Regions from separate parts of the Homo sapiens genome. Here region 1 is linked to region 2. The links are chromatin loops, found by intact Hi-C in ENCODE. Cell type or tissue: endothelial cell of umbilical vein. All regions are shown on one strand. Links, peaks and the distances in the headings refer to the core of each region. The heading gives the core; the rest is flanking DNA. Region 1 has its middle 9.6 kb from the start of CPOX. Region 2 holds the start of ST3GAL6-AS1 (ST3GAL6 antisense RNA 1).

Evidence for each region. Peaks named below come from ENCODE experiments on the same cell type or tissue, not always from the same donor. Only the 100,000 strongest peaks of a DNase experiment are listed, where the experiment ranks them.
Region 1: a loop joins it to region 2, with 4 times the contacts of the local background. A loop is called at or near these places in 16 of 110 quality-filtered maps.

Annotation. Positions count from the first base shown.
Region 1 is chr3:98,594,947-98,611,476 of GRCh38, reverse strand. No RefSeq gene overlaps it. Among named protein-coding and RNA genes, the nearest start is that of CPOX, 9.6 kb to the right of the region's middle. In endothelial cell of umbilical vein, for the core only: a CTCF peak has its summit at 9,219 (motif pointing left); a DNase peak (open chromatin) is centred at 9,176.
Region 2 is chr3:98,722,649-98,738,643 of GRCh38, reverse strand. ST3GAL6-AS1 (ST3GAL6 antisense RNA 1) reads left to right here and starts at 5,993. Exons shown (of 5, transcript NR_046683.1): 1 at 5,993-6,218. It also overlaps a transcript of ST3GAL6 not described here. RefSeq lists enhancers at 5,031-5,778, 5,779-6,527. In endothelial cell of umbilical vein, for the core only: no CTCF peak of the experiment used is centred there; DNase peaks (open chromatin) are centred at 3,723, 4,183, 5,053, 6,413 and 3 weaker places; H3K4me3 peaks cover 2,487 bases; H3K27ac peaks cover 4,081 bases.

The DNA.
Region 1 (16,530 bases), core at 4,749-12,748, 130 kb after region 2:
CTAAAATCAAGACAAAGAAAATAATCTTAAGAGCTGTCAGGCAAAACCAGTAGGTAGCCTATAAAGGAAAACCTGTCAGCTTAATGGCTAATTTCTTTGCAGAAACCCTACAAATTAGAAGGGATTGGGGTCCTATTTTTAGCCTCCTTAAACAAAACAATTATCAGCCAAGAATTTTGTATCCAGAAAAACTAATCTTTATAAATGAATAAACAAATGCTGAGAGAATTCATCACTACCAAGCCAGCACTACAAGAACTGCTAAAAGGAGCTCTAAATCTTGAAACAAATCCTTGAAATACACCAAAATAGAACCTCCTTAAAGCATAAATCTTACAGGACCTATAAAACAAAAACACAATAAAACAACAACAGCAGCAACAAGTTATTCAGGCAACAGATAACACAATGAATAGAATAGTACCTCACATCTCATTACTAACGTTGAACGTATTAATAAATGGCCTAAATGCTCCACTTGAAAGATACAGAATGGCAGAATGGGTAAGAATTCACCAACCAAGTATCTGCCATCTTCAAGAGGCTTATCTAACACATAAGGACTCACATAAACTTAAGGTAAAGGGATGGAAAAAGACATTCCATGCAAATGGACACCAAAAGCAAGCAGGAGTAGCCATTCTTACATCAGACAAAACAAACTTTTAAGCAACAGCAGTCAAAAAAGACAAAGAAGGACATTATATAATGATAAAAGGACTAGTCCAACAGGAAAATATCACAATCCTAAATATATATGCACCAAACACTGGAGCTCCCAAATTTATAAAACAATTACTACTAGACCTAAGAAATGAGATAGCAACACAATAATAGTGGGGGGCTCCAATACTCCATTGACAGCACCAGACAGGTCATCAAGACAGAAAGTCAACAAAGAAACGATGGACTTAAACTATACCATAAAACAAATGGACTTAACAGATATTTAGATATTTTAAATGGGTGAATTGTGTAGTACGTGAATTACATCTTCATAAAATTATTAATAAATCTGTTATGTGTAAAAATCAAAAGTAACTTATAAACTGCATTAATTGTAAGTACAAAAGGAGTTCAAAGAAAGTGAGACTTGTAGTGTCAAAAAAAAAGCAAACATTCATGCTGTTTTTAGTAATCCCTTTCTTCTTTTGATGAAAATGAGTTGTTTTTCATATTTGCATCTATCCTTTTTGTGTTTTTAGAGAAAAGCATAACATTTAGATGATTTCATATTTTGAACATTGAGTCATATGATTATAAGGTTTTAAAAATCAGACTCTCAAGAGCAAATTAAATTTCAAGGAAAATTATTTGCTTTATTTTTTTAAATGGAATTAGAAAATGACTTCTTGATACTCCTCTGATCAGAAGCCTGATAATGAACATTGATAGAGTTATTGGCTGCTTCTGTGGCAGAATTTTTGAAAAATGTAATGGAACTAGACACTGAGTAAAAGGATATTTGAGTGTGAGTGAAACGAATACTAATTTTCTGGTTTTAGTTCTGGGTATTCTGATTTTCTCACATTGTATAACATTTGGTTATGACTTTAGAGTTAGTTTTTCATCTTAGTAAGCTTTAAGGAGGATCAATTCATTCTAAAAATTTCTATGTAGTCAATAGCAAATTCATTTCTTTTGATTTTTAAAATATGGCATGAAAATTAAGGGACTAAAAAAGAACTTCTACTGATAAAACATTCAATAGATCTATACCTAGGTTATCGAGGCTACAAATAAAAACATTACTTTTTCCAAAGTGTTTATTTACAAACTACTTCTCTAGGGAGCACTTGCTAGAACAATCAATAATAATAATAGAGTGAGTTCACTTACTCTTGGACCAAAATTAGCAAGTTTTATCTCATCATCTGAAGAATCATTATGGACACTAAAATACTGATAAACTTTTGAATAAGACTGTTTCTAGGAACTTCCATGCTAATTCAAGTAAATACTATTATCCTAAGTATAATCATCTGTTTCCTGATTCCCAGATTTGAACACATGTCTGACAACTAAGCACATACTTATAGGATTTGTTCTGGAATTTTGGTCACAGTAAACATTAGCATCATCACACCTGAAATTGAGATCATCATATACACCAGTCATGCTGTCACTTCCCACTCCCATACAATACCCATGGCTGACATTAAAGCAACTATGTCTAATTGGAATTGGCCCTCATCAATAAGAAACCTCTTTGCTATCTGATTTAGATGTAGCTTATGGTGACCTCTTGATCAGTTGGGACTATGTGGAAATGATTAGATCAATGAATGGGTCAGGAGGCAAAAAAATTATTTGAAATATGACAAGAAATTGTAAAATTGCTTGAACCTACTCTTGGCTACTTATGGTTTTTTATCCAAATAGGAGCAAACAAGACTTCTAGAAGACCCTTAAATTGAATTGCTAGTGAATTTGAAGGTCTGCATAGTTTTCATCTCTTCTTCTATTTTACCACAGTACTAATCCTCGAGGAACTTTAGTAGGAGGAAAAAAATAATAAACAAATACTTATCATGCAAGGTATAATGTAAAAAAAATTTGTGAGAATGATAAGGGATTCAGAAAAGGGAGTGTTCCATTCTACTATTTGAAATGATTGAGAAGGGTCATCTTGCTATTTGATTTCTGTTTCTTCCATGTCTTTACTCCTCTATTCCTTCTTTTGAATTAATCAAATTGTTTTTGGTATTCTATCTTCATTTATCTACTATGTATTTAGCCGTTTGTTTTCTAAAGTGATTGTTCTAGTGATTACAGTATTAATCCTTAAATTATCATAATCTACTTAGAATTAGTATTGTGTTACATTATATACAGTTATATACTGTATATACAGTTATATACCATATATACTGTACATACTATATACTTTATATATACTGTATATATAAAGTATATACAGTATATATAGTATATATAAAGTATAGATACTGTATCGATACAGTATCGATACAGTATCAATACTGTATCCAGATACAGTATCGATACTGTATCGATACAGTATCGATACAGTATCGATACAGTATCGATACTGTATCGATACAGTATCGATACAGTATCTATACTGTATCTATACAGTATACATACAGTATGTATACAGTATACATAAAGTATAGATACTGTATATATAGGATACAGTATATAATATAGGATAATAGTATTTACTTGAATACAAAGTATATACCAGGTATATGCTGTATATACTGTATATACCTTGTATATATACCAGGTATATGCTGTATATACTGTATATAACTTGTATATATACCAGGTATATACTGTATATACTTTGTACATACTGTATATATACAGTATATGCTGTATATACTGTATATACTTTGTATATACAGTATATACTTTGTATTCAAGTAAATACTATTATCCTAAGTATAATCATCTGTTATATATACAGTATATACTGTATATATACAGTATATATACAGTATATACTGTATATATACAGTTACTTTATATACAGTTAAGAACTTTACAACAGAATAATCCAGTATGCCTCCTCCCTCATCCTTTGTGCTATTGTTGTCATTATATATATGTATATATATATATACATACACACATATGTTATGAAATCAGTCACACATTTTTGTTGTTTTAGCTTTAATCATTTGGTTGTTTTTTCAAAAATATTATGAAAAAAAGTCATTTTTTATAGTCTGAAAGTGACTAATTCCTTCCACTTTTTTAAATCTGAAAAAAAGTCTTCATTTTACCCTAATTTTTGAGGAATATTTTCACTGGATATAGAATTCTGGGTTGATTGATTTGTTTTTCTCTTAGGACTCTGGGTGTGTCATTCCATTGTCTTCTGGCCTCCATCAGAAGTCAACCATTGTTCATCTTATTTTTCTTTTTGTATGAATGTGTCCTTCATGTTTGGTTGCTTCCAAGCTTTTCTCTTTATCTTTGGTGGTCATGAGGTTGACTATAATATTCCAAAGTGTGATTTTCTTTGTATTTATACTTCTTGGTGTTTGTTGAGCTTCTTATATTTGTAAACTGATGTTTTCCACCAAATTTGGAGGGATTAGAGCCATCATGTCTTCAAATATTTTCTCTGCCCCATTTCCCCATTTCTGTCTCTCTCTCTGTGACTACAAGGATATATAGATCTCTTGATATTGTCCCACACGTCATTGAGGCTCTGTCCATTCTTATCTCAATCTTTTTTTCTTCTCTATTATATTGATTAGATAATTTCTATTGATTTGTCCTCAATCTCAAGAACCTCAATCTCCAGACTTCTGAAATCTTGAATCTGTTGTTAAGTGCGTCTTCAAACTTTTCATTTCAGATATTGAATTTTTCAGTTCTAGAATTTCCACTTGAATAACATGGGTAAAGTTTTGCTCATCTGAATTGACCATAAGTTTATCTTCAGAGATACTTACCCTTGGTCAAAGCTATAGAATTTATTAACTAAAGATAAAAGATGTTTTCTAACCACCTAAAGATGAAAGAAGCATTAGAAATGTGAATGTTGGCTGGGCACGATGCTCACACCTGTAATCCCAGCACTTTGGGAGGCCGAGCCTGGCAAACTCCTAAGGTTAGGAGTTCAAGACCACCCTGGTCAACATGGAGAAACACCATCTCTACTAAAACTACAAAATTAGCTGGGTGTGGTGGTGGGCACCTATAATGCCACTTACTCAGGAGGCTGAGGCAGAAGAATCAATTGAACCTGGGAGGCGGAGGTTGCAGTAAGCCAAGATTGCACCACTGCACTCCAGCCTGTGCAACAGAGTAACACCCTGTCCCCCCCCCCCAAAAAAAAAAAAAAGAAAAGAAAAGAAAAAGAAAAAGAAATGTGAATGTTTTAGGAAAAGAAATTCTAAAAGCTTTGTAACTAAAGATAAACTACAGTGTTGAATATGGGTATCAACTTTAGTCTCCACTTTCTTTATATCATCAGTTAACATTGTTGTTATTATTCCAGAATAAAAGAAAAAAGGGAGGAATGGATGAAACAAAAAGTAACAGGGCCTAGAAATTAGAGTGGATTCTAAAAGAAAAGATGGGAAGATAAAGAGAAATTTGATCTTTTTGTAATTCTTTGCAGATCCATAGTTTAGACAGACAGCAACATGGCGATTTTCTGACGACTCATGGGAGGAACATTAGCCAGTTCCAGACTTTTTCTGTTTCCCCTCTGTGTTGAAAATTAAACTCAAAACTTAACAGGTCAGGAAATGTCTACCCACCTGATTCCACTTGCTGCTGTAGCAACTTTTATTCTTAATTTACTTTGCTGAACCTCTGTTATGCACCGGTAAGATAGGAATAATAAGAAAATTTATTATTTTGATAGAATATTTGACTGAGTCAGCCAGGCGCGGTGGCTTACGCCTGTAATTCCAGCACTGTGAGAGGCCGAGGCAGGCGTATCACAAGGTCAAGAAATCAAGACCATCCTGGCCAACATGGTGAAACTCCGTATCTACTAAAAATACAAAAATTAGCTGGGTGTGGTGGCACATGCCTGTAGTCCCAGCTACTCGGGAGGCTGAGGCAGGAGAATCTCTTGAACCTGGGAGGCAGAGGTTGCAGTGAGCCAAGATTGCGCCACTGCACTCCAGCCTGGGCGACAGAGCGAGACGCTGTCAAAAAAAAAAAAAAATTGACTGAGTCAAATTAATAAGTCATCAGTGATTCACATCAGAGGAGAAACTAAAAGTTTTTAGATAATTGCTAAGTGTCAGGCACTGTGCTAAACAGCTAAGATAGGTTGTTTCGTTTTTTTCATACAAAAACAGTGAGAAATTTTCTTATTGCTATCTTATGGGTGAGGAACAGAGGTTCAACAAAGTAAATTAAGAATAAAAGTTGCTACAATGGCAAGCAGAGTCACGTGGGTAGACATTTCCTGAACCAAGTGAGTTTTGAGTTTAATTTTCAACACAGAGTGGAAAGAGAAAAAGTTTGGAACTGGGTAATATTCCTCCCATAAGTCATCAGAAAATCACCATGTTGTTGTCTGTCTAAACTATGGATCTGCAAAAACTGTGTCCAGAAAGAAAAGCGCCTTTGTGTCTAACTTGTAAAGACCTTTAATGGATGTTTGATAATGCCAAAGATGATGGTGACTAACAGCTGTTTGATAGTCTCCACCTGAATATAAGGCTGTAATTAAAACTAGTTTTCATTCTCTCTAGACAGATATGCAGCTTTGCTACATTGAACAGATTCCAGGTCAGTGATTTCCAAGTTGCAAAGTTTTGTATCCATTTCTATTGGAAATCCTTCTCTAGATCTAAATTAAACCTTCTTCTTGGCCAGGCGTGGTGGCTCATGCCTGTAATCCCAGCACTGTGGGAGGCCGAGGTGGGTGGATCACCTGGGGTCAGGGGTTTGAGACCAGCCTAACCAACATGGAGAAAACCCATCTCTACTAAAAATACAAAATTAGCCGTGCTTGGTGGTGCATGCCTATAATCCCAGCTACTCAGGAGGCTGTGGCAGGAGAATCGCTTGAACCTGGGAGGTGGAGGATACGGTGAGCCTAGATCCTAAATATCTCTAATCTCTATTCTCTACCATTAATTTGAACCAGTGACCTTCAGCTTATTTCTATGCACCCTCCCTAAGGGTCTCTCACTCTACTTCACTCTACTAAATTAATTGTTAACCCTCTGGGACTCATTTTTGTCCTTTGTAAAATGGAGGAATTCATTTAATCATGACTTTCAGACTTAGCTCTTCTTGGTCCTAGAGGTTCAAAGAAGTGATTCAGATAATCCTGTGTTAGAGGCTGACAAACAGGAGAGTCATTGCCCAGCCAGAACACTCCTGCAACAAAAGCAGCTCTGCTTTCTGTTCACATAGGAATTGGACTTCTTCATAAGATTTTATTTAAAGAGATCTCATACTAAATCAAGTCTGAGAACCACTGGAGTAGGTTCCTTTTAGCTCTAAACAGTCTAAGACAATATCCCATGATTCTGCAATCTCAAAAACTCTAACAGAAGGAAGAGCTGTTTCACTGTTTACATTTTGTATGTTTTCAGCTGAAAGATTAGAAATGTGGGTGATACCCGTGGAATACTATGCAGCCATAAAAAATGATGAGTTCATGTCCTTTGTAGGGACATGGATGAAATTGGAAATCATCATTCTCAGCAAACTATCACAAGAACAAAAAACCAAACACCGCATATTCTCACTCATAGGTGGGAATTGAACAATGGGAACACATGGACACAGGAGGGGGAACATCACACTCTGGGGACTGTTGTGGGGTGGGGGGAGGGGGGAGGGATAGCATTGGGAGATATACCTAATGCTAGATGACGAGTTAGTGGGTGCAGCGCACCAGCATGTCACATGTATACATATGTAATTAACCTGCACGTTGTGCACATGTACCCTAAAACTTAAAGTATAAAAAAAAAAAAAAAGAAATGCGGGTGATACATAAAACTTGGCTGAGTACATAAGTAGGAACTGCTCCTGGCAGAGGGACCCCCAGGAATGAATTCCTTTCTTATGCAATCATTCATACTCACTCCTCAGGTACTAGAGAAAATACTCATATTGTTATTTTCCCTGGTGCTGATAATTTAATGGTATCAGAATGGCATCAGAATTCTAGGCAGAGTCAAGGAGAGCAGAACCCTAGATAAGAACCCTAGATCACCTCTCCTCCTCTGGCCTCTCCCACCCCTGTGGCAGCTCCTCCCATTCTAGCCACTGGCATGATAAGCAGAACTGAAGTTTATTTCAGTATTTCTTAGGTCAAACACTTCAAAGCTGCCACAGTTCCTGAAAATCTACCCCAACATCTACAGGATCACCAGGTGAGATGCTGGATGTACCCCCTTCTCAGCTTCTGGTGCTACAGAGAACAGTCCAGTTTTTCTCTGGTGACTGCATAGTTCACAGGAGTTCTCCTTGCAGGATCTGCTGCTCAAAACCTAGGGAGGATGCCTGCCAGGTACTCTATCCTATATGTTTGTATAAAACAGCGGGGTGTGGTTGAGGCAGAGTACTTTATTACAAGCTTGAGCTCTGGTTTGAACTCCAAAGAAGGAAGGATTTATAATGTTCAAATTATTGTGAGTCACTGTTGTGGATAATCCTAAAGTTTTCTGGAAACCCTTTCTTGGTTGGAAAAGGAGCAGCATTACATCTACCTGACCTCCCCGATATACTGCCTCCACTCTCTTCCCTTGCCTCCCACCCCCCCATTTCACTTCCAGAATAATCTATCTCAGATATAAACCTCATTAAGCCATCTTCTGCTTTAATGCCTTTTGATGGATTTCTATGGACTTATGAATAATGTACAAGTTCTTTAACAGAGCATAAAAAGACCAGCCTCATTTCGCTCCATTTTCTATTCTGCAATTTTTGTTGCTGCCATTCCATTATCACTGTAGCTAAGAGTCGGAACATGAGGTCTTTGCCTGACTGGGTACTCACTATTAAGAGGATCCTTCTTTATTGATTGATTGATTGATTGAGTCAGAGTCTCTGTCACTCAGGCTGGAGTGCAGTGGAGCAATCATAGCTCAATGCAGCCTTGAACTCCTGGACACGAGCGATCCTCCTGCTTCAGCCTCCTGAAGCTGGGACTACAGGCGTACACCACCACATCTGACTACTTTATTTATTTAATTTTTAGTAGAGTTGAGGTCTTTCTACGTTGCTCACAGGGTTCTCGAACTCTAGGCCTCAAGCAAAACTCCTACCTTGGCCTCCCAAAGTGCTAGGAATACAGGGTGAGCCACTGTGCCTGGCCCCTTTTTAAATTTTTAAAATAGTTCTGTATTTCTCAAGAGTGACTCTAAGGTCCCCTGCTATACAATCAATAAATATGATTATTAAAAATAATACTTATAATAATAGAGCTAATATATATTGCTAGGCACTAGGTTGTGTTCTAAGTTAACTTATCTAATCATCACAACTACCCTAAGAGGGAAATGTTATTTCTAACTTCATCCAGTGGATGAGGAAATCCAGGCACAGGGAGGTTACCTAATTGCCTAAGTTCACAAATGGCAAAGCCAGTTTTCAAACCCTGGCCATCAGACTCCATGAGCCATTCCCTTAACTATGCTCTTAGAGAGTATCCCATTAAAAAGCAGGTTCACAGGCTCCTCTACAGCCTCGAAACATACACTTTTAACAAGATCCCAAGCTCTAGATGCTGGTTTGCAAATTAGTAGGTGAGTGCCCTCTAGTGTACACACGAGTGTCACACATTTGTTGATGTATCATGTTTTCTAATGTGCTCTGTAAAAAAGAGCCAAATTTCATTATGCACGTATTTCAGTGGTTGTAGTTGGATAAATTATATTCATGTCGATGACTAAACTGGTTTGTACCACCTTAAATTTATTTTTGACACAAATTCTATAAACACAGTATTGCCATAAACGCTGTCTCTCTGGTTAGACCCCAGCAGCTCCTAGAAATTCAATTTAAATATTGGAGGCCCCCCTTCCCAATACAGCTTGTTGTTAAGAATGGAGGTTCATAGCCTTAGTGCACAACAAATGCTAAGTGGAAAACATCACATCCACTCTGCAAGAGTCAGGTTTTATCCATCCTCTCTATGTTGGTTGCACTAGACCATTAATTGTCTTCAGTAGGCCGCGCTCAGCTTATTCCCTCATAAGGGGATGCCATTACATTTGAGGCCCTCAGTCTTTCTTCCTGTCATCTTTAAGTGAAAGTTAGAATAGAGATAATCCATCCACTATTTAGTGTGATGTGCATAAACTCCCTATGTTACTACGTTAGGCTACTGGTTATTCTCAGAAAGGATTCCATTCACGTATTTATTAGGTTATAATTTAGTGTTTATAACAAAAGACCCCAAAATTCAGTGGCTAAAACAAAAGTGAAGTTCATTCTGTCTGATTGAACTTTCCAGAGTCATAGTCCAAAATGCATAGTGTTGCTCTGTCATCCTCACTCAACACACAGATTTTATTTCTGGGTTCAAAGTGGCTGTTCCACTTCATGCCTTCACAGCTGTATCCTAGCCAGTAGCGAAAAGGCCAGAGGAAGCACATTTATTCCTTTTAAGAATAAACTCAGAAGTGACACACAATAGTTTTATTCACATCCTACTGGCCAGGATTTGATCATAAGCTTCAAGAGGGGATATGAGTGTAGTGGAAGCATTCTGCTCTACTATAGCTGCTAGCTGAAGCTGCTATATGCTCCACGAAACCTGGAGAATGATTATTAAAGTAAGAAGAGAAAAATGGATTTTTGTTGGACAACTAGTTGTCTCTGCCACAAACCATTTCTTCTGTTTGTATATTTTTATGTGATTCTACAAGTGTCAATTATTCACTGAAAATAGGCAGAAAAATAAGTCTCCATTATTTTAAGAATTCAAGTTAAGAAAATACTAGAATTTTTATGGAGACGCTGCTGATTCTGTTGAGAACCTTGTTTTCTTTGGTACATGGTCCTTCATGGTAGGTAGAGACTTCTTTATTATGAACCTAGGCCATCAGTTCAAAAGTAAATATAGGCAGTCATGGCATTGCATGATTCCAAGAGGCACAAATTACATTTCGTTATCATGATTTGGTTAAATATCACCAGCTCCCCAATGGAGTTCAAATTTCAGTTACCACATTAGATAACTGTGGGTAATTGTGTAAAGTTGTGTAAAGTACAAATCTGGTGCTAGCTCTTCAGTCCACAAATCACTACATAAATAACATAAATGCATCATGTTCACGACCAATCATGCTACTTTTTTTCAAAGTCTGTTGGTGATTGGTCAGTGCCCATCTGTTATTCAGTTTATGCACAATTTATGCAAAGTGTGTAGCTATGTTGTTTCTTTGTTGCCCCATGATAAACGCATGTGACATTTTACAAAAATGGATCATTGAAAGAAGGAATTGGTCAACAAAGATGAAAGTGCAGCAAAGAAACAGAAAGCAACAAAACTGGAAGTGAAATTCTAGTTGAACCTAAATGGAATTACTGAATAAATAGCTAACCAGGGCAATGTTAACATTGTTGCCTTTTGAGGCACTTAGATATGCACCCAGAAGAACGGGATTAGTCAAGGTTCTCCAGAGAAACAGAACCAACAGAATGTATATGTGTTTACATATATGGAGACAGAGAGGAATTAGTTGATTGATTTTAAGGATTATGGAGGCTGGAAAGTCCAAAATCTGCAGGGTGGGCCAGAATAAATCCAGGGAGTAACTGATGTAGCAGTTCAGGTCCGAAGGCCAACTGGCGACAGAATTTGCAAAATTCCTTCTTGCTCAGGGGAAGTCAGTCTATTGTTGTATTCAGACCTTCAACTGATTGGATGAGGCCCACTTACATTTTGGAGGACAATCTGCTTCACTTCAAGTCTACTAACCTAAATGTTAATTTCCTCACAAAAACATCTGGAATAGTGTTTGACCAAATATCTGGGCACTATAGCCCAGTACATTTGACCCATAAAATTAACCATCACAGGAACTTAGTGAAGGCAAACTTACTGACATATGTGAAGAAAGTGTTTGTGTTGGATGAAGATATTTCAGAGGAAGTGATGCTGGAAAAAAAAAAAAAAGAAAAAACCCATTTCACGTTAAAGAAACTATTAGAATATTTCGCAACACTGAAGGCACAAAGGATCAAATGTTGAAAGCTGATCCAGACTTAGAAAGTCTGACAGTTCACTGAGGCATAGAAAAGATACTTGTTTCATATCTTCAGTTATACAATAAGAAAAAGAAGGGAGGCACTGTTCAAACTACTTTATAGAAGTGTGAAAAAATAAAACACATTAATTCTCAATGTTTCTAATGTTTTAAATTACAATGCACCAACAAAAGTAGTTTTACTGTTTTTCATCTACAACCTACAGTAACTGAGTTTTTAATGTTTCTATTAAAAATTAAATTAAAGATCACGGCTGGGTGTGGTGGCTTATGCCTGTAATCCTAGCACTTTGGGAGGCTGAGGCAGGTGGATTGCCTGAATTCAGGAGTTCGAGACCAGCCTGGGCAACACGGTGAAACCCCGTCTCTACTAAAATACAAAAATTAGCCAGGCTTGACAGCGTGTGCCTGTAATCCCAGCTACTTGGGAAGCTGAGACAGGAGAATTGCTTGAACCTGGGAGCAGAAGTTGCAGTGAGCTGAGATCGTGCCACTGCACTCCATCCTGGGCAACAGAGCGAGACTCCGTCTCAAAAAGTATGTATATATTAAAGATCACATAACAATCCTAATTTCTTCCTATTGATTATTAAGAATGATATGTCTGGCTTCTGCTTGCAAGGTCACTGTCATGGTCCCACAACTATTACAAATGCCTATGTAATAGTTCATTTGAAGAGATTATTTGGTGGCTCAAATGGAATCCTTTTTTCCTAGGAGGATGGGAAAGGCTGGCAGCTCCTCTGTGTGTCCTGAAGTTCCTAGTAAGGTGCAGGTGTTTAGTAAATGTTATTGACATTGTATTAGCACACAATGACTCTGGGTCAGATGAAGAGCAATGTTGTAACATTAATAGAGCCTTAGAGACAAGGTCTAGACTTGGTCTATCACTAAACCCATCTAAGCCTCAGTTTTCTAATCTATCATGTGAGTAGTGACAATAGTGGTCCTGTCTACCTTATGGGGTTGATTGGAACCTAACACATAGAAGGTGCTAAGTAAATGTCTATAGAAAGAATAAACGATTCAGGACTCAGTTTGACCAACAAAGTTGGTCAGTTACCCTACAAAGTTCTCATAACCCTTCAGTTATAGTTGAGTTCCTGTTTTACACAGGAAGGCTGCCTGAGTGCTGGTTAGAATGAAGGTGAGGACAAATATTTGGAGAAAGCAAGCCAGATCCGTTGAAGGTACATATATTAGAACCCCAAATGGCTATTCCTTTGCTCAATCCTCTTTCTCATTCCCCTTGACCTTTATACTCCTTGAATGCAGCCTGAATGGTGCAATTTGGGAAGAGAAGAAAGTAAAACAAACCTTGAGCCTGACCATGAGGTCTCTGAGTGGCACATATTCTTGTATTTTTAGTTCTCTCTGCTGCCTCACTTCCTTAAGCAAAAACAAACAGAACCATGCTCTAGTCTTCCACTCCAAATAAAAGATCAACATCACAACTTCCCACCCTGAGCTACTGTTGTTCTATATGTTCTTTCATTTCAGCTGCCACCCCAACAGGTTTTCCGAAACTCTTGTTTCAAAGGCAGCCAATGACTTCATTATTTCCCATAGCCTCTACTCGGTACTTCTGTTCTCTGGATGATCAGAGAGTAAAGCTTTCTGCCTGCTGACCCCACTCTCCTCTTTGGTGCTGTCTCCCTCCATGTTTCTGTGACATCACACTCAAGGCCCCAAGACTTCTTGCTTTTTGTCCCTAATGTGACTGTTGTCCCATGTTCTGACATCAAGCCCTTTATCTTTTAGTTGTAAGAGTTCTTCTGAATGAGCTCATCATCCCAGCACTATGGGTATCTCAAAAATCTCTCTCTCCAGCCCTCATCCCTTTCTGGCCTCATGTTTCCATTTATATAGCTACTAATGTCTCAAGTTCAACATGTCTGCAGTAAGTCTGCAGTAAGAGAATATTTCAAATGTGCTTTTCCCTCCTCCTGCATTCATTCAACCTCATTAATTCTAGAAATAGGTCCTGGCCCAGGCTAAAGAGTTAGACATGGGGGAAAAGATCACTCTAGATAGATGCAGAGAACAAAGGGAATTGATTTTTGACTCCTAAGTTTACATGGATATTGATATGGGTCTAAAGTAAAAGGTCTTAAATGTGTATTTTTCAAGAGAGTATTCCAGTCCACCAGAGGAGATGAACTCTCAATGACATGAATGGAAGTAGCTTTATGTTTCTTGAGCAAGTACTACTGGTTGCAAGTGCCCTGAAAGCATCATGGAGGCAGGTACAGGAACAATATTAAATATCTTTCTTATTGCTGCCTGATGAGGACCATTAAACATGTACCCAATACCCATTGTTCTTTGATTGCCTCACAGGAGGAACACCTATATATATCCCAACACTTTGTCATCAGCATCTTCTCAAATGACCCACCTTTTTGGTTGGCCCATAACATTTTTAAGACTCTGAGAATGGATGGTAAGAGCATTTTATACTGAAGGGATGGAGTGGCCAGGAAGCTCCTGTATCTGGGCAAATGGAACAGCCAGAGAGCTTTAGCTAAACTGGTGGGAATACTTCTATTAAGAATTGTCTCTATCAAACTGATTATCTCCTGTCCTCCCTATAAACTCCTGCTCTGTACCTGCTAGTTCTTCTTTCTAAGTTCCCTATTTTTGTTAATCTTAGATATGTAGGCTCAAAACCCTAGAATCATATTCAAAAATTTCTCCCTCTGGTGGGCATTTATGGTACTTTCTGCTCATCACATTTCCCTTTGTCTAGAAATGATACCCCACATGATATCTCCAACTTCCCTACCCCAAAACACTAACGGGAGAGTCCATGTTCTTACATGATCCCATTTTTTCACTCATGGCTATTTTTTATTGGTTGGTCCCATGGTAGGTATTTGAACCAAGGTGGGAAACAGTCTATATCAGAAAGGCTTAAGCTGCAACAAAACACCTGGCAGACAGTTCTTTAAATTATTTTTTCTCATATAACAAGAAGTTCAAAGGTTAGTGGCCCAGTGCTGGTGCATTTGCTCATGGATGTCATCAGGACCAAGGTTCCTTCTTTCTGACTGCTCTGCAAACTTTTACATGGGACTTTCAGAGTCTTAGTCACAAAATGGTTGCTGCAACTCCAGACATTACATCAATATTACTATAGGGAAGAATTAGGGAGAAGCCACAGGGACTGAAAGGATAGGTACCATGAGTTAGTCCCTTTCATAAAACCTCCCTGAAATGGTATCTATACCTTTGTGAAAAAATAATTTCAAAATTACACCAGTTAAAGAAAAAGCAAGTTGACAACACTAAATTGCATTGGATATTTAGACTATAAATATAAACAGCTTTAAGAACCAATTATTTTAATAATCTATGTAAGCATTTGCTACTATAGACCTAAAAGTTTAAAATACAAATTCTAGGAGAAAAAAATGAATTAACATTTTAAAAATTCTACTTCCTTGGTAATCCTACCACCCCCCTCCCATCACCCCACCAAAATTTCTGATGAGTTGGGCAGAAGGATGCCAAGGCAAACACAGATTTTCAGCAATATTTTGTTACTAATTAGCCTGAGTTTCTGTATCTATCTGAAAGCAACAGAACTGAGTGAATTTGGTAATACATTTCTTAACTTTGGCTTTCAGAATTTTATAATTGTTGAAAATAGTATAGTTTAGTAAAAATAGTGAGAATTCTAGGTGTGTGTGTGTGTGTGTGTGTGTGTGTTGTTAGAAGGCAGTAAAGCTACCAGAGGGATAAACATTAGAACTCTCTCTAACATGCACCAGCAGGCCTAAAATAAGTTATGTTCAACAGGGCTTTAGGAAAAAGTTCGTAAGGATTCTGAGAAGCATGTGGAGTTTGAAAAATGATGTTTATGTACTAATACCTATAAGGCTAGGCAGAATCATCTTTGCAATAGGGTCACATAAAAAATAGTTGGAAAGCAATGCAAGAAACTAAGCTAAAAAACAGACAAGAACTTCTACTTTACACTTTACTTTCTACAACTTATTAGAAACTTTTTATTTGTCCCAACTAGTTTTCTGATGTAAGAAATTACTTAGATAGGTGATGTCTTTTTTTCTTCCCCCATACCGACAAATACAACTTAAATATAAGTATCCCACTTGGGAACAATTTGAACCTCCAGAAAGGTGATTTAAACTCACACTAACAAAGTTATTGAAGCCTTTCTTAAGCATTGAATAACAGTTTGCCAGTAGGGAGGGTGCTAGGAACCAGAGGAAGAAAGGAGTGAGGCCCTTCGTATAGAGAGGCTAAGGATGAGAGGGATGGAAACCTGGAATCTAGTATGCAATTTGCTCAGGATCAGCCTTTGTGACCGGGCAAATGTTCAAAACAGTCTGTTCTTACTTAGCTTTAACTAACTTTATGGGCTTTACTAACTTTATGGGTATTTTTAGCAGAATTAGAGCAATAATGAGGGGGTTTCTTACAAATAAACGTACCAGGGAGGTTCCTTTTCATTTGATGAGGTTCATTTATCATCACCAGGCCCAGCCCAACCCCATCACAGGCATCCAGTAGAGGCCATCAACCCTTCCTACAATGACAATTCTTATTTCCCTTCCTCCACTTCTAACTTGGCCTCCTGGCAGGTTGCACTATGACCAAAAGCTAATTGTTTTTCTTCCCTAAAAGTCGCTTAGTCACTTCTCAATCCAAGCCTTTACTTTTCACAGATTCTCAGTGGTGAGGCTTCGGCAAGCACACCCACCTTGCTAACATCATGTCCCAGTGAGAGCTGCCAGGTACAGTTGTGTGTGGACAAGATGCCAATTGATCTGACTCAAAAGCCATTGAAGTTCCATCAGTGCATCCTGCCACAAAGAAAACACTTGTGGGA
Region 2 (15,995 bases), core at 1-8,000:
CCTTTATCATTATGTATTGCCCATCTGTATTAGTTCATTCTCACACTGCTATAAAGAAATACCTGAGTTTGGGCACAGTGGCTTATGCCTGTAATCCCGACACTTTGGGAGGCCGAGGCAGGAGGATTGCTTGAGCCCAGAAGTTCAAGACTAGACTGGGCAACTCAGTGAGACCCCGTCTCTACAAATAATTTTTTAAAAAATCAGCCGGGTGTGGCGGTGTGTATCTGCAGTCCCAGCTACCTAGGAGGCTGAGATGGTAAGATTGCTTGTGCCCATGAGGCTGAGGCTGCAGTGAAGAATGATTGTGCCACTGCATTTCAGCTTGTTCAACAGAGTGAGACCCTATCCAAAAAAAAAAGAAAGAAAGAAATACCTGAGACTAGGTAATATAAAAAGCAAAGAGGTTTAATTGGCTCACGGTTCTTCAGGCTGTACGGAAAGCATGACTGGGAGGCCTCAGGAAACTCACAGAAGTCTCCTGGCAAAAGGTGAAGGGGAAGCAGGCACATCTTACATAATTGGAGTAGGAGGAAAGGCGGGGGTGGGGGGAGGGCGGGGGGAGGCTAAACAACCAGATCTTGTAAGAACTCACTCAGTATCAGAAGAACAGCACCCAGGGGGATGGTGTTAAACGATTAGAAACTGCCCCCCATATCCAATCACCTCCCATCAGGCCCCACCTCCAACACTGAGGATTACAATTGAATATGAGATTTGGGTGGGGGCACAGATCCAAACCATATCACTATCTTTGTCTTTTGTGGTTTTTGTTGGTTTAAAGTCTGTTTTGTCTAAAATTAGAATAGCAACCCCTGCTTTTTTCTGTTTTCCATTTGCTTGCCAGACTTTTCTCCATCCCTTTACTTTCAGCCTTTGGATATCATTGAATGTGAGATAGGTCTCCTGAGGTTTCAGGTTTTATGCCACTGTGTTAATCAGAAAAGCCATAATTTAGTTGTTTTGTATGTTAGTTAAGTATGTGAGTTAACAATGGGCCAAAGAATCTCAAAAATAATTTTCTATCTAAAAATTGTGCCAAGTCTCCCTAGATACTAATAGAGTGGTGATGATGAGACATCTTGAAATCAAAGGACAAGAGGATAAAAGGAATACTGTATAGGCGTCTCTGAGCTCTGCCTGTCTTTGTGATATTCCTGTGCTCTGCCCTAGGGAAAAGAGAGGGGAAATCAGTTATGGTAAATTAGTAGAAAGAAAAAAAGGCAACTAAGGGTAGAAATTTGTGTGTTTATGTGTGTGAGAGAGAGAAAGAGAGACAGAGAGACAGGAAGGGGCCGCGTGTGGTGGCTCACGCCTGTAATCCCAACACTTTAGGAGGCCGAAGTGGGCGGATCACCTGAATTCAGGAGTTCAAGACCAGCTTGGCCAACATGGCGAAACCCCATCTCTACAAAAAAAATACAGAAAATAGCCAGGTGTGGTGGTGCATGCCTGTAATCCCAGCTACTTGGGAGGCTGAGACAGGAGAATCACTTAAATTCAGGAGGCAGAGGTTTTAGTGAGCGGAGATCGAGCCACTGCACTCCAGCCTGGGTGACAGAGCAAGACTCCACCTCAAAAAGAAAGAAAAAGAAGAGACAGGAAAGCCTATCATGACTGGGTGAAGACTGAATTAGGCTCTCATCAAAAATCTCCAGGCATGCCAATTCTAACTAGAATACGATTCAAACTCCACAAAATCTGCCTTCCTATCTTACTGACTACATCTCCTCCCACTCCGTCTTTTGCACTCTTCTTTAACTACATATTGTCTTAACCACTCTCTTCTCACACTGCACCTTCTGTTTCTCAAACGACCCAAATTCACTCATGCCTCATGTATTTGTAACTCATTTTTTGACTCTGCCCCCCATAAAACATAAGCTCTGTAAGAGCAGGGGCTTTGCTGTGTCCAACACGGCACGCTCCCAACCCCACCCACAAGAACATCTCTTGTTACATGGTGGACATTCAGTGAATGTTGGTTGACCATTAGGGAAGTCCCATCTCATGGATGACCACATGGAATATCACCCAAAGTCCACTGAAAAAAACACTTTCTGCTCCCTTGTTGCCCCCATCTTTCAGCATAGTGACTCTGACCCACAGCCATAACAACTCCAGGCCTGCTTCCACAACCTGTGGAAGGTGAGAATAACCCTCCCACCTCTGGAGGAATCTCCAGCTTCCTTGCCGTCTCCTCTTCTGGGGGCCTTGTTCTCATCATGTCCTAAAGATCTTTCCATTCCCAACCAAATAAAAAGTAAATCAATGTTTAAACCATCTTTCAAAGCCTAGCACTAAATACATTGCAAAGTATGCAATGATGCTATCTGTATACTTTGTCTTAGGCTAAGCATATAAGAAGGGGAAAGAGAGAATGGGGGAGAAGATAACTTTTCACTCAGCTTTCCAATGTTTTTAAGAAAATCTCCTAAGGGCTAGGTGCTTTCCTTTCCCTCTATCTCAATGGTGCAGGAAGAGGAAGGCCCCTGGTCAGATACAAAAGTTTGTGGCAGTAAAAAGGTAAACTGGACAATCCTCCTAGATGACCAAAAGCTCTCCAAGAAAAACAAACATGGGCACAAGGAAGAAAACCAGGTCTTACTGATCCTGTTATCTTTTACTTTCATAACCTCACTGCCAGAATCTCAGCACTTCTTAGCCTGATTATACGACAGTCAAGTTCCTGACCAAGTCTGAGACACTGCAGCTGATTCAGTGCTGAGGTGTCACCATCAGGGGAAAGAACTCCAGCTATCCCACAATGGTGAGGGAATTGTGTTTCTGACATCCTGATATGGAATTGTAAATAAAATTTCCTACCAAAACACTATAATATCCAATGTATACATTCTATTCCATGCATCAAGCTCACTCCAAATCAAAATCCATTTTAACCCCTAAGGGTTAAATTGGAAACTGTGATGTGTGATGTGTGCTATTATCCATCACAGTTGGGACAGACAGGAGAGAATGTTTCATTTCAACTGTGAGGGTGGGGATGTAACCCTGGGAAAACCTCTTCCAGGTAACATATAGCTTGAGTAGGAGCTTCAGTGAAAATGTATTCAGAAAGGAAAGAACTTTTGGAATATGCCCATTGAAGACAGCATAAACTCCTAGATTTCGCCAGACCCTGATCACCTAAGTGACACATCAGAGATGTGCAGAAGATAGAAGGTTCCTGGCTGGTGAAAGTCTAAAGCTGTCACAAGGAAGGCAAAGTACGCAGACCACCTATTCAAAAAGCCCAGCCTGGGGATAACTAGAAAGGCATATTCAGACCAAGGTATATATAAATGGAGGATATGCCAGGCAAAGGAGAAAGATATGCACAGGAAATGGAAGAATTTGTGCAGAATGTATACTGCAGAGGATTCCTGGGATGGTGTAGGCAGAGGTAGAGTCAAACCTTTATGTGAGCCACTGCAACTCAACCTAAGGCAATCTTGGTTTTTTAAGCTATAAAATGGGGCTAAAAATTCCTTTCTTGCAGGAGTTTTGTCAGGAAGATTAAATAAAATAGCATATGAGAACACACCAAAAATCAGAGTGGGTGCCAAATAGGAGTTCCATGCTTCCTTCACCTTCTCAATAAGCATCACCTAAAATGCATACTAAACAGATCTCTGGTCACCACTCCTGGATGGAAGCACAATTTCCATGGAAGCCATCTGGCAGTCTGCATGGTTAGCAGATGATGCTTATCAGGGAAATGCGGGAAACATGGCATTACTCACGTCTTCTCCCATAAGGTTCCACATGATGTGGAACACAGAAATGTCTCCAACAGAAGAAAACTGCTGTGAAATCCAGTCGTCTGCCACTGAATGAGAACACCTACGATTTACAATTTCACAGGAGACAGACTAATGTTTTTAAATGGTATGTCTCTTAATGGTATTATTCTGTCAATACTGTCTATTCTTGAGCCTCAAAGGTTTTTTATTATTATTATTGATATAGGGCATAAGAACAAACTATCTCCAACAAATCTACTGAAATGTAGTCAAAATTGCAGTCCCATTTTACTGCACCATGTAAACAACATATGGTGCAATCTGGGACTGAGACATTGTGGAACTATAGTAAAAATACAATTCAAGGAAAGCGACATCACAAGGAATGAAGATCTCCCCTCCCAGTCTACATGACCACAAGAACAGCTTAGGAAACCAGACCAATGCAACACTTTCTAGAAAAATTATCTTCTTATAAGCAAAGTTGCCATTATCCAAAGACCCTCTGTGGAATTTGGCCTTACTCAGAGACAATAAACTAAATAACAGTCTAAGGGCATCGTTTTTCGCAGATCTTGGTATGAAAAGCGTTCTTAGTGAAACAAAAAGGAAGCAACATAAACCAACTTGCAAATGTCAAATCGGCATGCTTTCAAACGGAAAATAACCTGGCAGCCTGAGCAGATGTTCCCAAATATTTAACATCTCCCTGTAAATAAAAAGACAGTTTTATGGTCTGCAGCTAGGTGAGGAAGATTGAGGACCGGAAAGTCAAACATTCGGGCTAGCCTAAAAGAGGTGGCCGCTGGAGACCCGAAGAGTTACGAGGTTCAAAGGTCAGCGTGGACACGAGACCACAGACCACGAGGAGCTTTCAGCAGATCTACAGTTTCCTTAACTATCCACCTACTCACAGCACCCAGCTGGTCCTCGTAAGGCAAATGGGACTTACGACTTTAGACTCGGTGTGATTTCTGATACACTAGCAGTCACCACGTTATTTTCATCCCTACCCCCACACACTGTTTTTAAACATTACCTTTCAACAGCAACCTCTTCTCCCCCTCCTGCTCCTCCCCACTGTCCCCGCCAACCCTCGCTACTGAAAAATCCTAAAAGAAGGTGCTTTGGGTTTGTTTTTGGTTTCTGGGCGTCGCTTTTTATAGGTTTTCTTTTAAGCCAAAATAACAGCACACAAGAAAGAGGCTTGAGATTGCCGGGATCTCCGGAGCCGGCGGCCTCAAAATGACAAGTTGCTTCTCCCTTATCTTGAAAATTAACAGCAGCCCAAACACTGCAATTTACTCACCGTCCTCCTTTCTCCTAAACTGCCTCGGAGCTTGTTTTGTTAGGTCTAGTTCCATTGTGGAGGGAAAAAGGGTTTCTCGAAAAACTTTATACGGTAAGAGACCAGAACCTTCCAGACCCCTCAACCCTCCTCGCGTACAGACCCTTTTACAAGAAAACAATAGTGAACGAGGAGCTGGACACTCCTCTTGGCTTCCCAATTGCACAACCTCGCCGGCGATTCGACAAAAGAGGGTCCCAGAGCAGATTCTCTCGGCCCCCACGGCTCCTGGGCTTACCCGCGAGGCTGCGCGTCCCTCCCGCCCTTCACTGGGGCTCCAGGATCCCCGGGTGCCCTCTCGGCGGTGGCTGCGGCGCACGCCGGCTGGCTCGCGGGTCCCAGCGCCCATGGTCCCTTTACGCCTCCGCACGCCACCTCCTTGGTGCTGGCAGGATATGTGGAGGGGCAAACAGCGCTCCGTGTCCCCACCCCCAACCCTGAGCCTCAGAGGCTGCAAAGCCGGAGGGTCGGGGCAGCACAGACCCCAGGCCGCCCGGACCCCGGCCCAGACCGGTCTTCCCGCACCCCCAATTTCCCTCACCCGGGCAGTGCAAACCCGCAGCGAAGCCGGCCGGCAAGAGTGACCCGCCGAGGCCCAGGAGCGACGACCGCAGAGGCGCACCGGGCTCCGAGACCTGAGGGGCCGCTGCTCCAGCCGGCTGCTGCCTCTCTCGCGGCGCCTGCCACATCGGGCCGCAGAAGCCCGAGGCCGGCAGAAACCAAAGGAAGGTGGCGCGGGCCAGGGGCGGCGCGGGCACGATTCCTTCCCCGCGGATCTGGCGGGGGAGCAGAGGAGGGAGCAGCCCTGCCCGGAGTCTCAGGCTCCCGCCAGCCCCAATCCCGGGCGACTGCGCCGAGCGCCTCCGGAGTCGCGGGAAGCTCCTCCTGCTCCGCGGCTGGCGCCAGTTGCACGGTGGCCGCCCCCAAATTCGAGGAGGAAGGTGCAAAGTGGTGGGAGGCTGCGGGTCTCCCGGAGGGTGAGGCGTTGGGGACCAGGCGGGAGCACAGCCGAACCCCTACCTTTCGGGCGGGGCGGACACCAGCCGCGCGCCCTCGCCGGGCGCCGGGACCGGAAAATCACCGCGAAGGGAGGGACGAGGAAAGGCGGCGGGTGGCTTCAGGACAAGGTAGGAGGATCGATTTCCACAGCCAAGAAGACACTCCCATCCCGCCCTGGTTTGTTTGGAAAGCTGCAGGAGCTAAAGTGAGGGGTGGCCGGGTACTCCCCTTCCCCGCCCGGCTGGCAGGCGGCAGAAGTAAACACTGAGGCTTGTGGCGCCGCGGACTGACTGTGACACAAGGCTCAGCAGAAGGTTTGGTCCCTATCAGAAGGGGAGGAGTGTTCAGAGAGCTCCTGAATTCCGGGGCTCTGCCCTTCAAGGGCAAATGTGTTCGTACTTTTTATCTTTTGAAGGAGATAAATTACTTTAGGGAGAACGAAGGTGGAACGTGCTGTTTGCGTTTTCTTTTCTCTCCATAGGCAAAACCCTACGTTATTAATGTCCTCTTACTTGGATGGCTCTGAATACTTTTTAAAGTGTGTTTGTCAAATAATTCCTTGTCTAGAAACATTCAAGTCATAGCTCCAACCTTTGGGCCCTGAGCAGTGTAATCACGTGCCATCAATTGACCCCAGAGAGAAGACCCACGGACTTGGATGTAATTCAAAGTTGGCAATGTGTCACGAACTGGAACAAAGTCCTTCATCTGTGATGGGCTTTCTGGTATTTGTCCTTTTTTTTTTTTTTTTTTTTGAGACAGAATCTTGCTTTGTCACCCAGGCTGGGGTACAGGGGCATGATCTTGGCTCACTGCAACCTCTGCCTCCCAGGCTCAAGCGACTCTCCTGCCTCAGCCTCCCGAGTAGCTGGGATTACAGGCTGGGATTACCACTCCCAGCTAATTTTTGTATTTTTAGTAGAGATGAGGTTTCATTATGTTGGCCAGGCTGGTTTCGAACTCCTGACCTCAAATGATCCGCTCGCCTCCACCTGCCAAAGTGCTCTGGTATTTGTCTTAATTGTAATAACAGCCCTAGGAGGTATCATTTGTTGTTTTCCCAACCTTACTTTAAAAAAAAAATGGCCGGGCGCCGTGGCTCACACCTGTAATCCCAGCACTTTCGAAGGCCGAGGCGGGCGGATCACGAGGTCCGGAGTTCCAGATCAGCCTGACCAACGTGGTGAAGCCCCGTCTCTCCTAAAAATACAAAAATTAGCCGGGCATGGTGGTGCGCGCCTGTAATCTCAGCTACTCAGGAAGCTGGGGCAGAAGAATCGCTTGAACCCAGTGAGCTGAGATGGCGCCACTGCACTCCAGCTTGGGCGACACAGCGAGCCTCTGTCTCAAAACAAACAAACAAACAAACAAACAAACAAAAAACTCAATGGGTTCAGATAATTCATATTCTTTGCCCTTTCTACAGATTGCCTTTGACATAACCCACACAGATTTTGTAATTTTAAACGTGGCTCTTGAGACATCAGGATAGTGAAAGAGTTTTAGGGAATTTGTCTATCTGAACTAATTGGTGTTGAGGTTTACTTTGCTCTTTTAATTTCTCCTGGGTTCTTCACTGACCCCTTGTTCATGATCTTAAAAACTAAAACTGTATTTCACCTCATCCACTCTGGCCTTCTGGACTTCTTGAATCTGCAAAGCAGTGTGCTAAGGAGAGAGGCTATCTGCTGTTCTGAGGTGACGTTTGTATTTCATATTTGGTAGTGGCCAGTAGTGACTACTGTTGACCCCAACCTAGTTCAAAAGCTACCTCTTCTGCTGACCTGCTGTGTGACTTTGGGCAAGTGGCATTACCACAGTGGGCTTCATTTTTTGTCAGGTGTAAAGTGAGATAATACAGCTAGTCTTGAAGGGTGATTAGGATTAAAACAGTCTCTGTTGTAAAGAAGGCTTGGCACAGTGCTTGCCCCCAAAACCATCAATTCAGGAAGTAAAATGTTGACTTTAAAAATAACGCTAAAAATATTAACTACCAGTCATTGCCCACCATGAGTCAGCCACCCACCATGCATTGTATCTGTTCCTCTCACTCACCCTGCAAGCCAGTCATGGTAGAAAGGAAGGAACAGAGTCAGGTGGTCTAGGGCTGTGCTGCCTACATTGGAGCTGTGACTCAAAGGAAAGCACCTGAGGCCAAAATCATTGTTCTTTCTGAGATATCACTGCTATGTAACTCTCTGTGATGGGAGGGGCTTTTGATCAGTGTAACATTAATTTTTAAAAATTCAAGATATATTATTGTATGGGCACATGATTGCTATTATATAAATATTTTATATTCCTGTGGAAACTGACAAAGGCTTAAGTAGGGTGATGGAATTAAAAGTTTTTAGTCCTCTCTGGGTTAGTGTTTTTGGTCATTGTTTTGGAGAAAATACCCTCCCAATATATGTATATTTAATTTGGCCTTTTGGTAGAAGATTTCTTCTAATAAGCTGGGAGGGGAAAAGCCACAAAGAAGGAGAGGACTCTTGGGACATGCAAGGTCTTTCAAAGGCCCCTAAAATTATAATTTTCAGGCAGTGTACATATAGGGCTGGCCCTGTTTTACTAGGTTTGTTTTTTTTATTATGGTGGTGCAGTCTCTTTAAAATAAATGCTATTGTTTCATAGACTGTCGCCTCTGCGCACCAGTGACAGGTAGAGGCCAGGTTCCCCACATTACCATGGGAGGCCATTCAGCACTAAATGTGCAGTCTAGAATAGACCAAAGTATTTCCTCCTCATCCCCATTGTAGGGCCTGCCTTCTAAATTCTCCTGTTCTGTGCCAAGTACAGCCTTTTCTGCCATGACTGATGGCAAGAATGTCTACTCCTTGTAGGAGAGACCTACTCATAAGGGTGTGCTCTCAGCAAGACAATCAGATCAGATCATAGTAAGTGAACCCCAGGACTGGAGATACCTATAAAGTGACATGAGGCCACTTTCTTACAACATCCTCTTAGAATAATTTTTAAAACTTTAAATTTTTTTTTCTTTTACAGTACATGATGTTCAAAAGGTTTCTTTTTAAAAACAGTTTTCAAGGTCGAGTTCAATTTTTTTTTTTTTTAATTTGACACATTGGTCAGAGAACATTGAGTTCAATTTTAAACACCATCTAGCTCATGACTGAGCTTGACCAAGCTAATCGTTTTTACATACAATCCTTCCTCCAACTCAAGGAGAAAATCCTGCCAGTGCAGTCTTCTGGCTGTCTTGGAGTTTTATCTCCTATAAGCAATTATTTAAAGAACATGTGCATCTCAAAAATAATAAGCCACAGTAGGTCGGGCGCGGTGGCTCACGCCTGTAATCCCAGCACTTTGGGAGGCCGAGGTGGTTGGATCATGAGGTCAGGAGTTAGAGACCAGCCTAACCAACACGATGAAACCCCGGCTCTACTAAAAATACAAAAATTAGCTGGGTGTGGTGGCGCACGCCTGTAATCCCAGCTACTCAGGAGGCTGAGGAAGAAGAATTGCTTGAGCCTGGGAGGCAGAGGCTGCAGTGAGCCGAGATCCTGTCACTGCACTCCAGCCTGGGCTACAAGCGAGATTCCATCTCAAAAAAAAAAAAAAAAAAAAAAAAACCCACAGTGCCTAAGCAGTATAAATCCTGACTTACAGCTATGACTGTCCACAGTGTAGAAAATGTATCACATTAGCAAAAAGCAGTTTAGTTGCATTAAGCAGAGTCATACTTCTCCAAAATCTCTATTTCAGACTAGAGTCTCAGCTACATTTTTGCATATGTAAATATCCATTGTGATGATTTTTCCAGTATTGTGATTGTACAGAAAAGGAAGTCAAGTCTACCAGGAAGCTTATTTGCAGCTTCATAAATGATGACATCCTCATATTCTACCAGTTTTGTCAAAGTTTCAGGGGTCTTCATTGCTCAGTCTCTTTTACCACAGGCTGGAAGGTGAGGGGAGGTGGGATGGTGTGACTGGCGATAAGTTCATCCCAAACTCCTGAACATGTAGAACATCTGTACAGTGGAAACCGTAAATAGGGCAACTGACAGAAAATAATTGCAATGTATTTTTTTTAAAGGGAGAATATCCAGAATATGTTAAAAAAAATGCCTATGGATCAGTACCAAAAAAAAACCCTATTTTAAAATAGAACACAAGCCATAAACAAGCAATTCGTACAATAAATACAAGGGCCAGGTGCAGTGGCTCACGCCTGTAATCCCAGCACTTTGGGAGGCTAAGGCGGGCAGATCCCCTGAGGTCAGGAGTTCCAGACCAGCCTGGCCAACATGGCGAAACCCCGTCTCTACTAAAAATACGAAAATTAGCCAGGCATGATGGCGGGCACCTGTAATCCCAGGTACTAGGGAGGCTGAGGCAAGAGAATTGCTTGAACCTGGGAGGCAGGGGTTGCAGTGAGCCGAGATCGTGCCACTGCACTCCAGCCTGGGCGACAAAGTGAGATTCTGCCTCAAAAACAAAAAGAAAAGAAAAGAAAGAACAAATAGTTTACAACCATGTGCAAAAATTTGTGTCCTTTTATAATAATACTACTTTAAAAAAATAATGAGAAATAAGATTGGCTGAAACTAAAAAAAATGAATGCGATACAATTTTGTTAAAAGGTGTCAGAAAACTGTTTATGGAATTGTAAAGTGCTACTTCCTTTTTAGAGAGCAATTTGGTGATTGGTATCAAATTTACAAGGTTGTTTAGGGTTTGAATTTCAAGACCCTAATTAAAGTTCCTTAACTTTTCTCCTTAGAAGACATTTTGGCCTCAAGTCAACAAGCAATGTAGCAATGTAGGGGGTGGAAAAGAGCTCTCTTAGTTGACTCCTAGCTACCTTGGTCAACACGGGAGGAAAACTTCCAATTGCTGAGCGGTTGCCAATACAGACTCAGAGATGGTGGGAGCTCTTCCTGGAGTTGTGTGGGGGCAATCTACAAAATAATGGCAACTTGGGGCAAGGCAGCTTCCTCAGAGCTCTTATTTGATTATGGGAAGGACTAGAAGCCTGAACTACTGTACGAGTTGATGGGCCCCCCTTTCAGGAGAGGAGGGAGGTATCTCACCCCATATGTCTGTGGAGCTTTTCTCCTCATTTCTGCTTCAGAGTCTCAAAACTAATAATTCTGTCAAAGTATTACAAATAGCTTTACTTTAGGTATACACTTAATTCATTAGTTATGCTTAACCTTTTTAGCTTACACCTTTGTCTCGTTTTGGGGGGTTTACAGAGCTGGACTTAAAGCAACTTCATGTGAATGTTTGTAAAAATATTTCCAAATGCTTGATTTTCACAATAAGCACCTATTGACTTTGTAGCTGAAAAAATTTTTTTCAAAACATTTAACACTTAGAAAGTTTTACATGCAATTGCTTAGAGACATCAAATTGACTTTTACTTGTTGGGGAAGGGAGATCAATTATTTTTCTGAGAAGTGACAACAGCTGATATTGTAAAGGGGTGTGTGCGCAATTATCATTAGGATCTTGATAGTTACAGTACTTTGGCTATTTATTCTCATCCTCAGAATTAAAAGAACTCATCTACCCCCAAACTTATGATTCTCTCATCATCATAAGGATACTTAGAGTGGCTTGTCAAGCTGAGACACTAATAGGATACAAATTTCGTGCTGGGGAATACACAAGAAATTGCCACACATGCACACTGGGGGCCCTCTCTCAGCTTTTGATCATTACACCTGGAAGTAAACGGAGTGACACCAAGAGAATAGAAAAAAAAAAAAAAAAAACCTCACATGTGAGTTCATATTTGCTATATCCCTCTAGATGCTAGGAGATTTTCTATAGATTATATTGTTTATTACACACATCAACCCTGAGGGCTATCATTATCCCCATTTTCCAGATGAAGAATTGAAGACTCAGAGAAGTTTCATAATTTGTTCAAGGATCTAGAGCTAATATGTGTCAAAACGGGGACATAGTGCCTTTCTGTTCAAGAAATAAGAAAAATTAATACCTATTATTCTACAATGTGACATTCCAGGAAAACATTTATAGCCATAATAAATTTAATGTGAATCCTGTGAAGCCTTAATTAGCCTTTTGTGAATGAGTATTAAGCTGTCAACTGAAATGGAATTGCAGTCATTTCCAGTTCCCATTGTTTCAGTTCTGGTTCTCAAACACCATGATGTTTTCTTCAGGGATATGTAGAATGTAGATTACTGAAAACTTTCTTCAGGACCACAGGCATCATTCCTCCTAGCTGAGTCAATGATCTCTTTCACTCACTCTTCGGGGATGAATCCAATTTTTAAGGTAACTGTAGTGGCAGAAGCAGTAACTAATGGCATCAGGCTCATAGGAAAAATATGTTTAGCAGCTCCCTAGGAGCATGCAAAACCAGTACTTCAGTTCTTCATTTCTGCTTCTTATGGGGAACTGTTTATTATACTACAGAACATTATGAATACAAGAGAAACAGCATTAATAATTAAAGAGCCATACATACAGGGAACATCTTGCGATGAACTGAATGCGTTCCCCAAAAATTCATACATTGAAATCCTAACCTTTCATTCGTTCCCATGATGGTATTAGGAAGTGGGCCCTTTGGGAGGTAATTAGGTCATGAGGGTGGAGCACTCATGAATGAGAATAATGCCCTTATAAAAAGGGCCCCAAAGATCTCTCTCAAACTCCTTCTATCGTGTGAGGATGCGACAAGAAGATGGCAGTCTGCAGCCTGGAAGAGGATCTTCAGCAGAGCTCAGCCATGATCTCAGACTTCCAGCCTCTGGAACTAAAAAATGAATATCCACAGTTTCCAAGCCACGCAAAATCTATGGTACTTTGCTGTAGTAACACAAACTAAGACTTGTGAACATCTGAAATAGAAGTATAAAGAAAGATTTAAATTGGCGATTTTTTCCCAGTGATTTTGACTACTAATCTGTTTTACTACAGTTTTTGTTTGTTTTTACTATATCTTCTTGTAAACCTTTTAATTTACTTTTTGTACTCAAAAGTGCCATGTTAGCAAAAGTTTTCCAAATCCTGTTCATTAATGGCAGTGACTGTTACTTGTGACGAGTATGTTAACCATATGGTGATATACTGACCATCCAAACAGCTATCTGCAATGCTTCAAAAGTGGTAAATACTGATAACTTCAATCATCATTATAATTTTTTATTATCCCCAAAAATGAAGGGTCTTATGAATCCTTACCTAAGGACTAAAAAAGAACACATATAATTTGTGCTCTTTGGAGAAAGGGAAGGATGTAAGCAGAATTTAATTGTATGTCTCTGCTTATCACATAATAAATTAATGCATTTTAACAAAATCAAATGGGTCCTGGACTTTGGACCCACAATATTTTGTATAAGCGATAAAAGATTTTACTGGCTATAGATTACAAAGTTGAATATTTTGAATCTTCCTGGGCCCTTGATAGTGAAGAGTCCTGCTTACTGACAATGTCTCAGACAAAACTCTAATCCACAGGCTGAAAAACAGTAACACACCAATACTAAAGATTTGGAAGTTGTTCCTAAATTTTACTTAACCCCAGGATTATTCACAGGTTCATTTGAACATCACTTCAGAAAAGGTGCATGTCCCTTCCAGTTCAGTACCGCCTACCTCCAACACTTACTCTGTATCTGAGATCTCTCAAGGATTCATTACCCAACTTCCATTGAGGGACTAGCGAGTCTTCTATTCCTAGCTCTGACTACTTTCTTAAGTCTTAGTCTTGTATCTCCAATTGCCTGCTGAACATTCAGTTTAACATGTGTTTATCAGTTCCCAATGTAAAGCTAAACTCTTTAGGCTTCCAGCTCAGCCAGCCATTTAACTTACATTTTTATTGGTGATAATGCTTTTTCTCCCACTTATGAAACCTCAGTCATCCTGACCTCTCCTTTTTCTCATCTTACTTGAACTTTCCTCCTTCATGTCATTAACATACTTCATATTCAATCATTAAATACATCTTTACTTAGTGCCTACTATTTGCCAGGCACTATAGTTCTAGGTGCTAGGAGTACAGTTTACCAGCAGGAAAATAAAAAGAAATTATTGCTTGCTCTCTCTAGAGGTGCTCGCTCGCTCTCTCTCTCTCTCTCTCCCACCCTCGAGAGAGAGCAAATTTTTTATTTTTATTTTATAAAATTTTTAGAGACAGGGTCTTGCTCTGTCACCCAGGCTCGAGTATAATGAATAACACAATCATAGCTGACTATAGCCTCCAAATCCTGGGCTCAAGTGATCCTTCCACCTCAGCCTCCTGAATAGCTCAGATTACAGGTGCGCACCACCACACCGGCTATTTATTTTTTGTAGAGACAAAGTCTCACTATGTCGCCCAGGCTGCTGCTCCAACTCATGGCTTCAAGTGATCCTCCGCTTGGCCTCCCAATGTAATGGGATCACAGGTGTGAGCCACCATGCCTGGCTGCTTACAGTCTAATATTTAATGGTGTCCAGAAAGAGTCTTCAGAGGTCATCTTGTTGATCGCTTTATCTCTGTTTCACTTGTGCTTCCCCTCCCATAGTGTTCATTCGCATTCCCTGTGGGAGGTCACCTAGAGCTGGGATCTGTGCGATGCTATCCCAGGGATCCACAACTCACCATTCTACTTCTCAGTCTTGGGCTAGTCGCCCAAACTCTTTCTCTCCTTAGGTTTCTTTTCTCTTTCTCTGTAGAATAACCTGCCTCTTCCACCTCGCCACGCTCATTCCCCTAACATGAAGCACAACAGTGGACTCCTGCTTCTCTGACTCAATCAGTCTAAGATTTCTAAACAAAAGAAACACAAGTTGAGTTGTCTTCTGGATATCTGGTGACTTTTAGTTTTTATTCTGTAACCAAAAAATCACTGAGCCAACAGAACACCAAAGCTCTGTTACCTTCTTGAGATGGAGGAGTGATAAATATTTACAGCAGGGATATATGTGGGAACATAAAGAGATTTAAGAGTAATTCCTGTTTAACAGTCATCTATCAACACAAGGCAAAATATGGCCACCCCAAATATATGAAAGCCCTCAACAGACAAGAAGTCAGATGAAGCAGGGGGAAAAAAAAAAAAAGACCGAGCACAGTGGCTCGCGCCTGTAATCCCAGCAATTTGGGAGGCCGAGGCAGGCGGATCACGAGGTCAGGAGTTCAAGACCATCCTGGCCAACAGGGTGAAACCTCATCTCTACTAAAAATACAAAAATTACCTGGGCGTGGTGGCGTGTGCCTGTAATCCAAGCTACTTGGGAGGCTGAGGCAGGAGAATCGCTTGAACCAGGGAGTCGGAGGTTGCAGTGAGCTGAGAGCGCACCACAGCACTCCAGCCTGCCAACAGAGCAAGACTCCATCTCAAAAAAAAAAGAGGGGAGAGGGGATTTTGCATTCATTATCATATCTAATAGCAACAAATCTAGTAGTTAGATATTACTGAGGTAATATGATGAGAGCAGAAACAGTCAAGGACAGAACCAGAGGCAAACCCAGGTCTCCGTGGGTCCAAAGCAAAGACACACAAACTCACCTGACAGAAGCGGGGGATCCAGTGCTCTTTTAGGAACCCTCTCAATTGACTCTGACATAAAAATAAAAATTTTAACTGAGGAGAACAGATATAATTTAATTCTCAACTTTCTGAGGTTTGATGAAATATTGATAACAAGTAACTAATTCATGTCATTACTTTTTTTTTAACTTTAAGACTAAATTTCAAGTTTGTCATTACATTTCCATTTTTTTCCTTGTAAAAATTGTGCTTTTCTTACTATCCTTAAAAAGAAAGATCTGGGAATGGCCTATTAAGTAAACAGCTGTCTGATGCAGCAGCCCAGACCTTACAGTTTTCCCTTCTTTGTAAATGTTATTTCGGAAAAGATTCAGTACTTTAGGAATTGAGTAGCCTTTTCCAAATTGTATCGTGCTGG